2 separate regions of the Mus musculus genome follow, and region 2 is linked to region 1. Evidence: chromatin loops called from intact Hi-C (ENCODE). Cell type or tissue: left cerebral cortex. All regions are shown on one strand. Links, peaks and the distances in the headings refer to the core of each region. The heading gives the core; the rest is flanking DNA.

What was found. Peaks named below come from ENCODE experiments on the same cell type or tissue, not always from the same donor. Only the 100,000 strongest peaks of a DNase experiment are listed, where the experiment ranks them.
Region 2: a loop joins it to region 1, with 3 times the contacts of the local background. A loop is called at or near these places in 3 of 42 quality-filtered maps.

What each region holds. Positions count from the first base shown.
Region 1 is chr4:137,590,158-137,598,232 of GRCm38, forward strand. Usp48 (ubiquitin specific peptidase 48) reads left to right here and starts at 4,015. Exons shown (of 27, transcript NM_001355588.1): 1 at 4,015-4,359. The coding sequence starts at 4,226. In left cerebral cortex, for the core only: no CTCF peak of the experiment used is centred there; DNase peaks (open chromatin) are centred at 3,574, 3,938 and 4,675; H3K4me3 peaks cover 2,446 bases; H3K27ac peaks cover 1,705 bases.
Region 2 is chr4:137,352,816-137,360,890 of GRCm38, forward strand. Cdc42 (cell division cycle 42) reads right to left here and starts at 4,944. Exons shown (of 6, transcript NM_009861.3): 1 at 4,831-4,944. In left cerebral cortex, for the core only: no CTCF peak of the experiment used is centred there; DNase peaks (open chromatin) are centred at 4,057, 4,157 and 4,927; H3K4me3 peaks cover 2,707 bases; H3K27ac peaks cover 1,292 bases.

The DNA.
Region 1 (8,075 bases), core at 953-5,952:
CTCTAGCCCTATTTATTTATTCATTAACTTCTTTTTGGTGTTTCGAGACAGGGTTTCTCTGAGCAGCCCTGGCTGTCCTGGAACTCACTGTGTAGATGACCCTGGCCTCCAACTCAGAGATCTTTCTGCCTTTCTGCCTTTGCTCCGCAAAGTTGTGTGCCCCCACACCAAGCTCAGCTGCTTTATTTTTTAGTGTGGTGTGTGTGCCTGCCTGTTTGTAGATGTGCGGAGAGCCCTTGATGCTGCTTCAAGGACATTGGTAAGAATATTTACATTGGGCTGGAAGGACAAGAGAATAGGTTCAGATAAGAATATTTACAGTGGGCTAGGACAAAGCTCAAGACAATAGAGCCGAGGAACGTATTTTATTCCTGGTATCTTGGTCTTCTGATAAACCCCTAGACACATTGCCTGCAGGACTTTGTTTATGGCCTTGTTTGTTCTTTTACTACTTCGTCTCTGCATTGTTTGTTCCTCATCTTTGATCTAAGAACTGACTTTACTCTTTGCATATACCTAGAATGGTATAAAAGCAGACTAGAAAAAAAAAATAAACCCTCTTCAGCTCCGCGCTGGCTGGAGTCATGTTATAATGTCTCTAATTGTCTTTTTCTTTTAAATCCTCCCTCCCTCGAGACCCTGATGATTGGCTGGCTTGGTCATATGTGTGTATGTGTGCATTATCTGCAGAGGCCATACTGATCCCCTGGAACTGGGGCCACAGGAAGTTGTGAGCCAGCCAGTGTAGGTGATGGGACCCAAACTCTGGTCCTCCAACTCTTTCTGTTGGGTCTTAAACAGTGGATAACTGAGGTGCCTACTCAATATCAAAGTGGGCTCCGGCTGCCAGTCTCCCTCAGCCCCTACCTGTTCCAGGGCCCTCATGGCTGGCACATCCTGCCACCTACCCTGAACTCTCCAGCCCAAGGCCTGGGCTGCTATTCCTCCAGCTTCTCCGATTCCTTTATAACCCGGCTATTTCGGCTCTGCCAGGTTTTGGCTCATGGCCACTGCTCTTGGCTTCTGGCTCTCCTCCCTCCTTGCCACCTTCCCTGTCTCCTCACATGGCCCAGTTCACTCTGCTTACCCAGTTTACTCTGGACTGTTGTGGATGCCTCTGTCTCTGCTCTCCCTCATACCCACAAGATGCCTTCTCCTTCATCATCCCCAGCTGTCTCTTTTTCAGGTTTTCATTCACTCCTTTTTTTTTTAGGTTTATTTATTTTTATGTATATGAGTACACAGTAGCTGTCTTCAGACACACTAGAAGAGGGCATCCGATCCATTACAGATGGTTGTGAACACTGGAATTGCACTCAGGACCTCTGGAAGAGTAATCAGTGCTCTTTTTTTCTTTTCTTTTTTCTCTTTCTTTTTTTTGTTTTTGTTTTTTTGTTTGTTTGTTTGTTTTTGTTTTTTCGAGACAGGGTTTCTCTGTATAGCCCTGGCTGTCCTGGAACTCACCTGGAACTCACAAGACCAGGCTGGCCTTGAACTCAGAAATCTGCCTGCCTCTGCTTCCCTACTGCTGGGATTAAAGGCATGCTCCACCATGCCCGGCTGTAATCAGTGTTCTTAACCGCCCCTCATTCCCTCCTTGAGAATCTCCCTTCTTGCTTCAGTAAATCTTGACTGCAGTTCCAGGTTACTTGGGGTCTGGTGGGGTGGGTTGAGGAGTAGATAAGGGAGGAATTAATCCTTGAATTCCCACAGGGCTTTTACATATTTAAATTTCTAATTACCCAAGGATGATAGCCTTGAACTCCTAATCCTCTTGCCTCTGACTCCTGGAATGTGCTGGAATGGCAGGATTGTAACCAGTTGGCTTTGCAGCAAGTCTCATGAGATTTCTGTGTTTAATGTTACCTTTGGCCCAGACTGAAGAGGATTCAAATCTCTCTCACCACTAGCCTTTGCCTTCCCCGTCCCTCACTCACAGCTAAACCACTGCTCTCAGCTGTCCCTGAGGATTTTCTTTCCTCTGTGATATTAGTCTGGAACGGTGCCTTTTTCTAACTTAAGAAAGTAGTTTGGGGGGCTGGTGAGATGGCTCAGCGGTTAAGAGCACCGACTGCTCTTCCACAGGTCCTGAGTTCAAATCCCAGCAACCACAAGGTGGCTCACAACCATCTGTAACAAGATCTGACACCTCTTCTGGTGTGTCTGAAGTCAGCTACAAAGTACTTATGTATAATAATAAATAAATGTTTGGGCAGGAGTGACCAGGGACTGAGCGAGTGGAGTTGACTGGAACAAGAAGAGGTCCTAAAAATTCAATTCCCAACAACCACATTAAGGCTCACAACCATCTATACAACTACAAGTATACTTGCATACATAAAAAAATGAATAAATAAATCTTAAAAACAAAAAGAAAGTAGTTCAACTTATTATGTGTGTTTTTGCAACAGGGTCTCACCATGTATGTAGCTCTGGCTGTCATGAAACTCACTAAACTCGCTGGGCGTGGTGGCGCACGCCTTTAATCCCATCACTGGGGAGGCAGAGGCAGGTGGATTTCTGAGATCAAGGCCGGCCTGGTCAACAAAGTGAGTTCCAGGACAGCTAGGGCTATACAGAGAAACCCTGTCTCCAAAAAACAAACAAACAAACAAACAAACAAACAACAAAAAAAGAAACTCACTAAATTAGCAAGGCTCTACCCTTCACCACCAGAGTACTGGGATTAAAGGTGGGCCCCACAAAACAAACAAACAACAAAAAAAGAAACTCACTAAATTTGCAAGGCTCTACCCTTCACCACCAGAGTACTGGGATTAAAGGTGGGCCCCACAACAGTGTTCAACTGTTAACCAGTGGTATAGGAATTCAGTGTTTATTTGTTTGACTTTTTTTTTTTTTCCTTCCAGGAGACGAGGTTTCTCTGTGTGGCCCTGGCTGTCCTGGAACTCACTCTGTAGACAAGGTTGGCCCACTAACTCAGAGATCTACCTGTCTCTGCCTCCTGAGATTAAAAGTGTGTGCCACCACCAACCAACTGGTGTAGGAATTCTTTAAGAAAGGAGGTGTATGTGTGTGTGTCCTGACTTAGAAGATTTTTGTGTTTTTTATTTTCAGCCTAAATTCAACCAAAGGACCAAATCTTGCTTCAGTAAATCTTGACTTCAGTTCAAGGTTACTTGGGGGCTGGTGGGGTGGGTTGAGGAGTAGATAAGGGAGGAATTAGTCCTTGAATTCCCACAGGGCTTTTACATATTTAAAGTCCTGGAATTTTCTCTCTTTAGCTGTAATAGCTCTTTTCTGTTACAAAACGCTGTGATTCAGTTTAGCCTTTTTTAGGTCTAAGGGGAAGTAGTTGCAAAAAGGAAATAATATCACAGCAGGGAGCTAGGGTGTACACTCCATAACGAATTAAGACGTCAAAGTGTTGACCCTCTGGTCAACAGCCTACAGCAAAGAACACGTCCCAGACCTGTGTATGCTTCTAAACAACCTGCAACTCAAAGACTGAGCCTATCACTTCGAAGACTACAAACCCCAGGATGCCTCGCGCTCCGCGAGTGGCAGAGCGCATTGCACGCTGGGATATGTAGTCCCGTTGTAGCATCCGCAAACCACATAACGCCTCGTGACGTCAGAAAGCACGGGCAAGGAGCCGGAACTCGCCCAGGCTCAAGTGAAATCCTCGATCCGACTGTGGCGTTCCGGCTGCCTCGGTTTCTGCTATTATCAGGTCCCACTCACAGTCCCGGTGGCCCTATGGTGTGCGTTGAGTACTCTATGGTGTAACTTTGTCACAGTAACAGGGGAAGTGTGGAAAGCAAGGGCAAGCTCTCGCTCGTCGGAGTAGACGACGGAGGCTGAAGCGTAGCTAGCTGCCTTCACCATGGCGGAAAAAAGACGTGGCGAGTCGCCTTTGGGCAGACGCTTGGCTTTCTTCCGCCAGTCGGATTACATGGGCTTTCGGCGCAGGGACTCCTGGGAGCACGCATGCGCAGACTGCGGCAGGGCGTACGCCTCCAACGTCCGCAGGCGCGGGGTCTGTCGGGTATCGGCGGCGGCGGCGGCGCTTTGCGGCTGGTCGTGCGAGCTGGGCGCGGGCGGGCGGGCGCGGCGGCCGTGGCGCGCGCAGGTGATTGACTGCTCTCCTGTCTGAGGGCAGCGCTGGGTTCTTTCGGCTGGCAGGGGCCCGTGCCCATTCGGGCGGAGACGGAGGCGGCGCCGGAGGCCACCGGGCTCGGCGAGTGCTACCTCGGTCAAGGCTATGGCTCCGCGGCTGCAGCTGGAGAAGGCGGCCTGGCGCTGGGCGGAGACGGTGCGGCCCGAGGAGGTGTCGCAGGAGCACATCGAGACCGCCTACCGCATCTGGCTGGAGCCTTGTATCCGAGGCGTGTGCAGGTGAGGTCCTCGCGTGGCCGAGGCGGGATCGGGGGACGGGGGACCGGGAACCAGGGCGATGCACGGTGTTACTGCATCTCCTTTCAGTTTGCACGACCCGGGAGCTACGCAGCCCCCGAAGTGATGCGGCTGCTGGGCTCGCATCCTGAAGATGGCGGTGGAGATAGTTGGAGATAGGGCTTAGTAAGTAACGCTGGAGTGTTGTTTGATCTTGGGCATAGCTGTGCGCTTTTCGCTTGTAAAAGGGGAACTTGCCGACAGCGAACTTCGTCGACATTGTATCTCCTGTCATTGCACGCTGAGAAGGCCTGATCACCTAAGTATCACTTGCAGAGAGCAGGTTTAGAAAACCCTTTGGTTAACCTACGTCATCGGTCCCCCGCTCTCATTGGCTGGCTCTCTTTGACCTATAGGTGTTTTCTTTTGGTCACCCTAACTCCACACCACTTTGCAGAGTAAAGTGTTTTTAGCTGTTTAAATTCTGCTCCCCCTTCGTGGCCCTTGGTTCTGATCTTTTTTTGCGTAGAGTGGTTTTCTTATCCCCACCTCGTAGCCTGCACCGGCCTGTGTTCAATCGAATTGATAAACCGAGGCATGCTCCATAGCTCCGTGTCATCGGGCGTGTAGGGAAAAGTGGAAGACGTGGAAGCCTTGGTTCCTGGCTTCAGAGCTGTGCCTCATTTGAGATATAATGTAAGTTAGGAAGTTTTCAAAAGTAAAGCGGGTGCATCTTTCTAAACTCTAGGTGTCTGCTCACAAGGACATTAAGACTCCTCGAAGTTCTGGAACGGCATCAATTTGTATAGTGTGGAATTGAAACAGCTTTACCGAGGCACTCATTTGAAGTGTATAGTTACAGTGCTGGTGGTTTAGCTTGAGAGTAGAGTGGTGGTTTTATGCTTGAGTCCCTTGGTTCAATTACCCGCACAGGGGATATAAAAGACAGAGTTAAGTCTGGGGCTGGAAAGATGGCTAATTAGTAAAGAGGGCTCAGGCTTCTCTTCAAAGGATCACAGTACCATTTGTTCTGAGAACCCACACCAGGTGCTTGATAACCACCTGTAACTCCAGCTCCAGAGCATGTGCAAAGCCTTCTTCCAGACACAGTGGGCACCTGAGCATTAGTGCACACACACACACACACACACACACACACACACACAAATGATCTGTTTTGATACTGTACAATTGCCAATATCCTTTTTTCTTTCTTTCTTTTTCAATTTTTTTCAATTTGTTTTTGTAGAGCTGGGGACTCTGGTGTTTTGTATGTTTGAGGATTTAGCCCGTGTTTACCTGGGACTTACAGTCCTTCGAGCTAGTAGGTGCTCAAACATGAGAGTCATGGGACCATAGACATGTGCCATTCATTGTTCTGTTGGTGCTGCAGCTCTAACCCAGAGCCCTGTGCAAACCCTACGGGTGTTGTATGAGCTACACTCCCAGCCTGTTCTAGTGGGTATGAAGTAGTATTTGGCGTCTGTGTGTTTATTGCCTCCTACTCTGAATAGATCCAGAATCCTGTAGATGATAGAGGCCAGTATTCTAGTACACAGATACCCTCTCAGTCCCCTTTTCTTGTTGGTTTGCATTTATCTAGTAACTGAGTTGAGAATCTTTTCGGGTTCACATTAGCCATTGTTTTTTCTTTTCTCTCTTTCTATTTTCTTTGTTGGAGACAGGGTTTCTCTGTATAACAGTTCTGGAACCTACTCTGTAGACTAGGTTGACCTCAAACTCATAGAGAAATGCCTGCCTCTGTCTCTTAAGCTGTGGGATGAATTGCATGCATATATCTGTCATAGTTCATGTAACTTTATCCATCTATCCACCCATCCATTTTGTTTTTTGAGACAGGGTTTCTCTCTGTAGCCCTGGCTGACTCTGTAGACCAGGCTAGCTTTAACTCACCTGCCTTTGGCTCCCAAGTGCTGTGATTAAAAACTTCAGCCCCCCCCCCCCCCACTGTAGTCTCTCTGTCTTTTGAATGCTTGGATTAAAGGCAGTTGCCGCCGCCACGCACAGCACCATCTTTCAGTTGATGGACTGTAGATTGTAGATTGTTTCTTTTTGCTTCTTATAAATTGCTCTCATGAACACATGTGTGTTGGGAAGGGAATTGTTGGGTCATGTGGCAATTGTCTTTAACAGTTTGAGCAGTATTTTTTTCCCTTAACATGTTTCACAGGCAGTATAGGAAGATTGTAATTTTAATTTATTACATTTTTAAATTTGTCTGTTTTATTGTGGTTTTGATTACATTTCCCTTTCCCTGATGTTAACTGTGGAATATCCTCCTCTTCCTTTTTTTTTTTTTTGTTTTTTGTTTTTTTTTTTGGTTTGGTTTGAGACAGGATTTCTCCGTATAACAAACCCTGGTAGTCTTGGACTCTAGATAGGCTGTCTTCAAACTCAGAGATCTGCTTGCCTCTGCCTCCTGAGTGCTGACAGTAAAGGTGTGCGCCACAATGCCTGGCTTGTTCATATATTTTCCTTAGAGAAATTATTTTTAGGGTTTTGTTTTGGAGACAGGGCTTCATAGAGCTAATGTTAGTCTCTGTGGCCAACAATGACCCTGAGTGTCTGTTCCTCCTGCCTCCTTCCTGAGTCTATATTGTGTCTGCTAAGTGCTGGGGTTAGTACCCAGGGGCTGCTGTATACTAGACACCCTCAAACCCACCCCACTCTCTCCCTCTTTTGGGGGGGGTATGGTGGAGGAGGGAAGAGAGGGCCTCATTACCTAGACCAGGTGGATCTGCCTGCCTCTGCCTCCCTTGGGAGCATGCCACCACACCCTGCCTCCAGGACTGTTTGCATTTCTGAAACTGTTTTGAAAAGCAGGGTTAAGAGCTATGGAGCTAAATATTCCAGATTCCTGGGTGTGCCTGGCTGGGTGGGTAGGTAAAGGTCAGTACTTGGAATTTTCACTCCTACCTGGTGGGCTCGATGCGTCCTGCTGGCCTCTTTTGTGTGGGTTTTTAGACCTTGGCTTAAACTGTCCTTGCATTTAGAGTGATTCTCCCTTTGCCTCTCCAGCAGGCCGCCTTACAGCCCACTTTTGGTATGAACTTCTCTTCTCACTATGTATGCATCATCCCTGGTCGGCCTGGAACTTGATGTGTAGACCAGGCTAGCCTTGAATTCAGAGATCCACCTGCCTCTCCAGTGTTAGGATTAAAGACCAGCACCACTGGACCACGTCATTATTAGTCTAGGAACTTTTGTGCTGCAAAGCCAGTGTAGACTTTCCTTCTTCCAGACTGCTGAGGGACACATGTGAAAGTGTCCCTAACCCTAGGCCACAGCCTGTTGTTGGGAGTTTTAGTTTTTGTGTTCTGAGACACAGTCTCCTTGTGCAGCCCACATTGACCTTGAGATTCTTGTGCCTCAGCCTTTTCTAAATTAACAAATGAATTAATTTGTGAGACAAAATGTAGGATTTTTTTGTTTGTTTGCTTTTGTTGTTTTGGGCTTTTTGAGACAGGGTTTCTCTGTGTGGTCTTGGCTGCCCTTGAACTTGCTCGGTAGATTAGGCTGCCCTGGAACTCACAGAAATCTGTCTGTTTAAATTCTTTGCCTCCTTTGCCTCCCCATGCTGGAATTAAAGTCCTGTGCCACTACCACCAGTTATATTCTTTAAAAGAAAGTTAGGGAAAATAGGTGGTGGGGTGAAGGTCCTGGAGAGATGGCTCAGTGGTTAAGAGAGCACTAGCTGC
Region 2 (8,075 bases), core at 1,996-6,995, 240 kb before region 1:
AAAAACCATTCACCTGTGAACTAAAGACAGCTTCTAAAGGTCAAGGGGTAGGGCCTAGGAGAGAGTAACAGTGAGAGCAGCACCTACACAGCTCTGCCTGCAGGTAAGTAGTCTTGAAAACATGTCATATACATTCACTGATACAATCTTCCACACTGTGAGGCAGGTGTTGTTACTAGCCTCATTTTTTGTTCTATTTTTATTTGAGACAGGTCTCACGTAGCTCAGACTGCCATCTAACTCCTATGGCCAAGACTTATAATGACCTTAAACTCATTTTCCTGCCTCCTCCTCCTTCTCAGTGCTGGGATTATAGTTGTGAGTTACCTGTCAGGCTTGCTAGCCTCATTTTTCAAAGGATAAACTGAAGTCACAAGGCATGACCTAAAATTGCACATGCTAATAAATGACAGATCAAGGATTTCAACTCAGGCAGTCTGGCTCCAGAATCTATGCTTCTAACCACTCTAAGCAGCAGCAGCTCAAGAACACACATCAGCAGAATTTAAGCAACAAATGGAAACGAAGAGCCTCAAGAAAATGATGTGTAAGAAGTAGAAAGTGTTAAAGAAAAATAGTGAGCAACAGTCAAGTCATTAAGTTCAGTGTACCCACACTGCAACATTAACGACTAATTCTAGGTATTAAGTTGTAGAAGAAAAGGATCATGCTGGACAAATGGTTCCTCTGTTAAGATCACTTGTTACTCTTGCAGAAGGCCCAGGTTAGCTCCTGGCACGAACAGCCAGCAGTGATTCTAGTGCCAGGAAAGCCCACCACATTTTCTGACCTTTGTGGGCACCAGGCACACACACAGTACACATACATACGCACATACAAACAAAATACTCATTCACACAAAATAAACCTAGACACATACCAATTCTAAGCTGGGCCTGGTAGCTCAGGTCTGTAACCCTAGCTACTGATAGAAAGTGAGATAAAAGTAAGGAAAGTTCAAGGCTAACCTTGGTAACTTAGGAGACTCTAATTTTAAAAATTGAAAACTGATTTTTTTTTTTTGAGACATGGTCTCATGTAATTCAGACTAGCCTAGAACTGCATGTCACCAAGGTTGGCCTTAAACTTCTTCCAGATTCTTCTGTACTTTCCAAGTGTTAAGATTATAGGGATGTGCTGCCTTGACAAGCTTCTTAATTCTCAAAACTGCAAGGAAGGACACCATGTAGGTGACAAAACATTTAGTCTCTTCATTTGGAATAAACAGTATGAGACCCACGTCCCAGGGTAACTAGTGAAGAGGAACTCTTAACACTCTAAACTAACACCAGCAGTGGCAGACAAAGTGGAATAGCACTAACAAAAAACGCTTCAGTAAAAATACTTTGGATAGAAGAGATGAGCAACTAAAAGTAGAAACTCACAAGGGGCAAAACATCACATGACCAGGAAACTTGACACAGCAGGGGGTGAAGAAGGGGACAGAAATAAGCTACTATTTGCAAACACATAAATACAGGAAAATGAGGAAACAGGTTAAGTCTGGATTTGTTTTAGAAGAATAAAAGAATAATGTCCAGATGACTTTCTAGTTGATGGCAAATTTTCCAGATAGTGCAGCTGTAGAAAACACTGTACTAAACAGATGGATAAGGTCAAGCAAGAAAAGCTTAGCAAGTTTCAGTGAGCCCAGATTTGGATACAGCTGACTAGGCATATAAGTAAACAAATCTGAGGAAACAAACAGGAAGGCCTACGGGATGTACAGTAAATGAATAACCCTCAGACATTATTACCAAATATACTCATTCAACAAATATTTATTAAAGCCCACCATATGTATGGCAGTATCCTACCTAGGTGCCAGGGATACAGAATAACCATACCAAGTCAAAGCCCTGACTTCCCACAACTTACTTATGTTTGATCAGGGGAAACTGGCAGCAAACATTCTGCAAAGACTGAAAAGGCAGTATCAGAGAAATAAAGAATAGCCCTTTTACATTGAGGAATATAGAGAGCTGTTTATGGGAGAAAAATACACTCAATATGAATTGTTCCCTTTCATAAGAGATCTTGTAATTAAATGCCCCTTATCCTCTTTAAAAAAAAAAACAAAAAACAAAAAACTAAAACTAAAATGGAAGAACCACTTAAATTATAGCCCTATGAATCAAAGATCAAAGTTTGACTGTGCATTCAAGCCCCATCAATTCTCCTCCAAAAAGTACATTAGACCAAAAAAAAAGAAAAAAAAAATCTGCAGTATACGTATCATAAAAGTAACTAGAAATGTGGGGCAGCATTAGACTCAGTGGGTCACAAAAAAGAACAAGAGTTGGGAGATGGACTCACTGAGGGGAGAGCTGAGGGACAGAGGAGGGAGATAGGGTGGTCAAAATATAAAATGTTTCACATGTATGAAAATCTGAAATAAAATAATCTACAAAAATATTCCTAAGAAAACAAATCTTTTTGCAAAGATTTGTAAACTTTGTAAACTTTAGTCTTGATGGGTTTACAAGGATCACCGGAGCAGGGAATGTGTTTACTAAGCACAGGTATTGTCTCAATATGAAAACATCTTGAATTTAAATAAGAGTTTAACAGAATATAAGGCACTTTAGGGTCTTGAACAAATTGTTTAAAAACAAACTCCTTGTAAATACTCAGTTGCCAATCTCTTATGTCAAAATCAAACTAATTGTGTTTTTAATTTTTATTATTATTGTGTGCATTTATTTGTACACATACACACTGGCAAGAGTGTGAAGATCAGAAGACAGCTTTTGTTTTTGATTCTTCAAGACAGGCTGTGTAGATGAGTCTAGCCTCAAACTCAAGAGTTTGCCTCTGCCTCCCCAGGGCTGGGATTAAAGGCTAGGACCACTAAGGCCCAATGGAGAACAACTTTGGAGAGGATTCACTCCTTCCACTTTGGGTTCTGGGGGACCCAACTAAGGTAGTCAGGCCTGTTGGACAAGTGTTGTTATCCACTATACCATCTCACCAGCCCAAACTAGTTAATTAAAAAAAAAAAAATGGTGCACATATAAACCTTTTAAATATAGGCTAAAAAAAACACAATAGTAGGTAAGTATTCCAATTTTATATTCCTATATGTCACATTAAGGCTAACAAATTTTGGAAGATTTTGGAAGATTCAAGCTCCACAACTACCAACTACAGAAAGCCAATTTGAATCCACCACTCCAGTATTTTACAAACATCATTTTCTATACAAATGAGCAATAATGGGAAAAGTCTTGTTCAAACATGAGCCACCCTTACAGGGATGCACTGGATATCATTTGCTTTGCAGTGTTAATGTTCTTCAATGCTAGTGTGTACTATAATCAAAGGACACACCATTCTAGTGATCTAAAAATATTACTCAAGTTTTTAGGGTTAGAAATTAAAATCAAGGTTGGTAATTCAAGTAGCTCATTCCTGTAAGCCCAGCTCTTGAGAGGCAGAGACTAGGAGGTCCCTCTATGTTTAAGGTTAACCGGGGCTACATATGGAGACCCTGTCTCAAGATAAAAAAAAAAAAAAAATCCAAAAGCCCTTTTAATGGAAAAACTAAAGCATGCAACTTTGAAGTTGCAATCCTAACAAAGACAAATCAGGGGTATGACGAAATTCTCTTTTCACCTCATTCTTCAAACCATGCACTGAAGTTGGGTTCTTTACATCAAGTAAGTCACAATTAGTGTGGCAAAGAATTGCTCCTGCAATTCACCCGAGTATATAGCCAAGGGGTCCTTTAAAGATCATACCTACACAAGTGGCTGCAGACAGTGTATATTCCCTGACCAAAATAACTTAAACCTAAGATTTTGAACCTTCGGTATTTTAGGTGCATCTCAGGCAGCCTGAAGACAGGCAACAGGATTTCAACAACAACAAAAAAAAATTGCCACCTTACTCTGAACCAATGTGCTGGGTTGACCCACAAAGGCCGCAAGATGCTGTCTTAATTTGAATAGCCCTGACTTGTAGGAGTTAAAACTCTCACCCCTTATGCTGCGATGACGTAATCTTCCACACTGAATTTCTCCCAGAGTTAAAGGGGTGGAAAGAGGAATTTACAAAATAGTAATAATAACCGACAAAGAAAATTTCCTGCTAGGAACGAGGAACTGAGTAAGTGGCCAGGCGGGGTTTCGGGAGGTGCTTAGGCAGGTCCCGGATGGCAAAGAGGCCGGCCCCGGCAGGAGAGCCCCGGGAGCCGCGGGGCAGGAGAGGACACGGCGCGGGGCTGGAGACCGCCGAGGGGCGCAGGCGCAGAGCCGCCCGGTCCGTCACCTCGGCCCCGGCCCGGCCCGGCCCTGCGGCCGCAGTTCCGCTCCCCTCCCCCGCCAGCCGCAACGCGTCCGTGGCGGGGCCGGGGAAGCAGGAAGTCGAGGCCCACAACGGAGAGACAGCCCCCGGCCTCCGACCCCGGTCCGGACCGGGCGTCTCCCACCCCGCGCCCCGGGGCCTCGGAGCCCGCGGGCGGCCGGAGGGGGAGGGGAGCGGGTGGGATGGGTGTGCCCGGTCCTCTCGCCGCCGCCGCCGCCGCCGCCGCCGCTGACAGCTCGGCCGGGCTGTGCCCTCGGCCGCCGCCATCCCCGGCCGCGCCGCGCCGCCATTCCAGCCCTAAGCCTCGCCGCGACCCCGCCTCGCTTCCCTCAGAACCCGGGCCGGCGGGCGCACGCGACCCCGGCAAGCCCTCCCTCGCGGCCCACCGCCCGCAAGCACCGGGATGCCCCTGCCCGCGAGCATCCTCGAGAACCGAGAGAGGACGGGGGGGGGGGGGACACGCGAAGGGGACCGGGCGGCGCAGAAGACGCTCCCGCAGGGAGGCTTCTCGGGCCCCGCACTCACCTCAGCTTCTCCGCCGGGGCGTTGGCAGCACTGCGCGGGGCCTCCTCGGCTGCCGGACAGGGGCACGCGCCTGACGTCAGCACGCAGGGGACGCATGGTTGGGTGCCCGCGGAAGTGGGAGGGACAAAGAGAGAGAAGGGGCTGAGGGCGGCTCGGGCTCCGCCCCTTGGCGCGCACGCGCGCGGGCTGCGTTCCTTGCATGCTCTGGTTGGCTCTCTGCGCCTTTTAACGGTATTTTTTATCCGTAATAAAACTATGAACAATGATGTGCACGGTGTTGTAACTAAAGTTTATTTTGAGTCTTGCAACTTCGTGAAGAAAAGTGTTGTAAATATGTTTTACTTTTATATTTTTGTTTATTTTATTGAGACAGGGTGTCATTATGTAGCCCTTGCTATCCCAGAATGGCTATGTAGACCAGGCTGTCCCAGAACACAGCAATACTACTGCCTCTGCTTCCAGAGTTCTGATATTTCAAGAAATGTACTACCATGCCTGAGCTGTCTCTCTCTTTTTTGTTGTTGTTTTTTGTTTTTTGACAAGAGTTTCTTTCCATGGGTAGCCCTAGCTGTATTGAAACTTGCTGTGGAGCCCAGGCTAGCCTGGAACTCAGAGAATCCCTTGCCTCTGCTTCCTGGGTGCTGGGATTAAAGGTGTGCATCACCATACCCAGGCTACCGGGTTTGTTTTGTTTTGTTTTGTTTTTAATAACTTGAGACGTGATCTCGTTTAGCGCAGCCTGGATTTGAATGCTTAACTAGGTACCAGAGGTTGATCTTAAACTGCTAAGCCTCTACCTCCGAAGTGCTGAGCTTATAGGCGTGCCCCTCCATAGCCTGCCTCTTTGCTTCTCTGAGAGAGGAAGTGACTTGCTGTGCACAGCTTTATCTGTCTGTTTTTGGAGTGGGAGTTGAGTATCACCCTCGGTTTTGTTTAGAACTAAAGACTTTCCCCCTCAAAAAAGTCCTACATTTACTGTCCCTGAGTGCTCTCCCCTGGCCCCTTTGGTTGGATCTGACCTATCAAATCCTTCTCTTCCCTGTCATCTCGGCGCCTGTTGAATAGCTGCCTTCTCTGGCCGTGTACTAGCTGCTGGAGAATAGAGAGCCTAGCCTTCTGTCAGATGCTCCCCAACATTAGAGGAACCTTATCTCAGTAATGTTCTCTTGCGGGCTGGAGATGTAGCCCAGTCGGTAGAGAGCTTGCCAAGAATGCACGAAGCCCCACGTTAGTGCCTCTACCACATTCATAATCCAAGCTCTGAGATGGATGGCTGTAATCCCAGCACTTGGGAGGTGGAAGCAGAAAAATCTATGGTGACCCTTGGTTGCATAGAAGATTCAGAGTGTCCTAGGATACAAAACATCCATTCTCAAAAAACAGGAGGGTGTGTCTTAAGGAGGCAGAACTCTGAGACCTCAGATGTGTGCTCCTGCATCCAGCTTTATGTGGGCCCTAGGGATTCGAACTCAAGTCCTCACACCTGCGCAGCAATCACTTTGCCCTCTAAGCCACCTCCCAGCCTGCAATCTACTTCTTTCAAAGCTGTACTGTAAACATCGTTCTGTGTCGAACGAAGCCCCGCTTATAGCAAGGCTGCATTCTACCCTGTGGGCATTTCCCTATGTGGGCAATCTCACCCTATAGGGATCGAAGTTGTCTAGCCTTTCTCCGATGCCAGGGAGGACCCAGGGCTCACCAGATACTTGGCAAGTGCTCTGCCACTCAGCCACACCCTCCACTCCGATGACCATAAATGGCAACTTGTGATTACAAAACAAAACAAACAAACAAACAAAAAAACCTCATCAATTTCTTTGGCTTGAGAGAAAGTACAGTTTTCTCTGTTCCCAAGGCAGGTTGGCTGTGTCCTTTCTTTTATCCTGCCTCGAAGTCCCATGAATGTCCCAGACAATGTCTGGCCTTTCCACCAGCTGCTGTATCTTGATGGGATGTCACCCAAGTGTTTGGCCTTTCCTCGTCTATTCTGAGGACAAGGACTAACTTTGTCTCTTGGGCTGATTTTTTTTTTGTCAGAAAGTGACCCTTGACCTTGACCTTTCCACCACCCCAAGTTGGAGTGGGGTTACTCCTTGACCCTAATCTACCCCATCCCTTGCTGCCAACCCAGACGCCAGTCTCTCCTGCCTCCTTCCCACACCCCAGTCCTCCTAGCTCCAGCTCCGTTAAATGAACAGGATGGCAGGCTGCAGGTGTCTTAGGTAGGATTTCTATCACTATGATGAAACCCCATGACCAAAAGCAACTTGGAGAGGAAAGGGTTTATTTGGTGTATGCTTCCACGTTGTAGCCCATCATTGAAGGAGGGCAGAACAGGAACTCAAATGGCAAGAATCTGGAGGCAGGAGCTGATGCAGAGGCCATGGAGGGATGCTGCTCACTGCCTTGCTCCCCTAGCTTGCTCATCCTGCTTTCCTATAGAACCTAGGACCACCAGCCCAGAGATGGCTCACTCTCAATGGGCTCCCCTGACAGTTACTAATTGAGAGAATGCCCTATAGACTTGCCTGCAGATTGGTCTTATGAAGGCATTCTTTTCTATTGAGGCTCCCTCCTCTCTGATGACTCTAGTTTGTGTCAAGTTGACATAAAACTGGTTATCATAGGGTGCCCAATTCTACCTCACCTGTAGTTCTGGTTCAAGCATCTACTTCTTGTCTCTCATAGTCTCTCATTGCCATTTCTCTTGAAGCAGCCTCAACTCCGACTTTTTTTTAATTATTTATTTTATTTTATGTGCATTGTGTTTTGCCTGCATGTATGTCTGTGTGAGTGTGTCGGATCTTGGGGTTACAGACAGTTGTGAGCTGCTATGTAGGTGCTGGGAATTGAACCCTGGTCCTCTGCAAGTCAGTGCTCTTAACCACTGAGCCACCTCTTCAGCACCCTCGATCCCAGCTTTAACGCGGCACTAGAGATGAACCTGAAGCCATTCCTACCTGTAGGGATGGGTGTGTGTAACCCAGGTTTGATCAATCACTGCAATGCTGAATCAGCAGCAGGCATGGGACCCAGTGAGACTCTGTCCTAGAACCTGGTGAGAACTGTCCAGTTAAACGAATGGAGGTGCTGAGGGCAGGTATTACTCATGTCAGACAGCCTCTTAACTCCTGAGAATGGGATCCACACAAAGCCATATGCAAAAGCAAGACCCAGGAGCTTTGTGCTGTCCACTGGGTGCGGGCTTTATTCAGTATTCAGTCTCATTAGCCAACAAATACTCT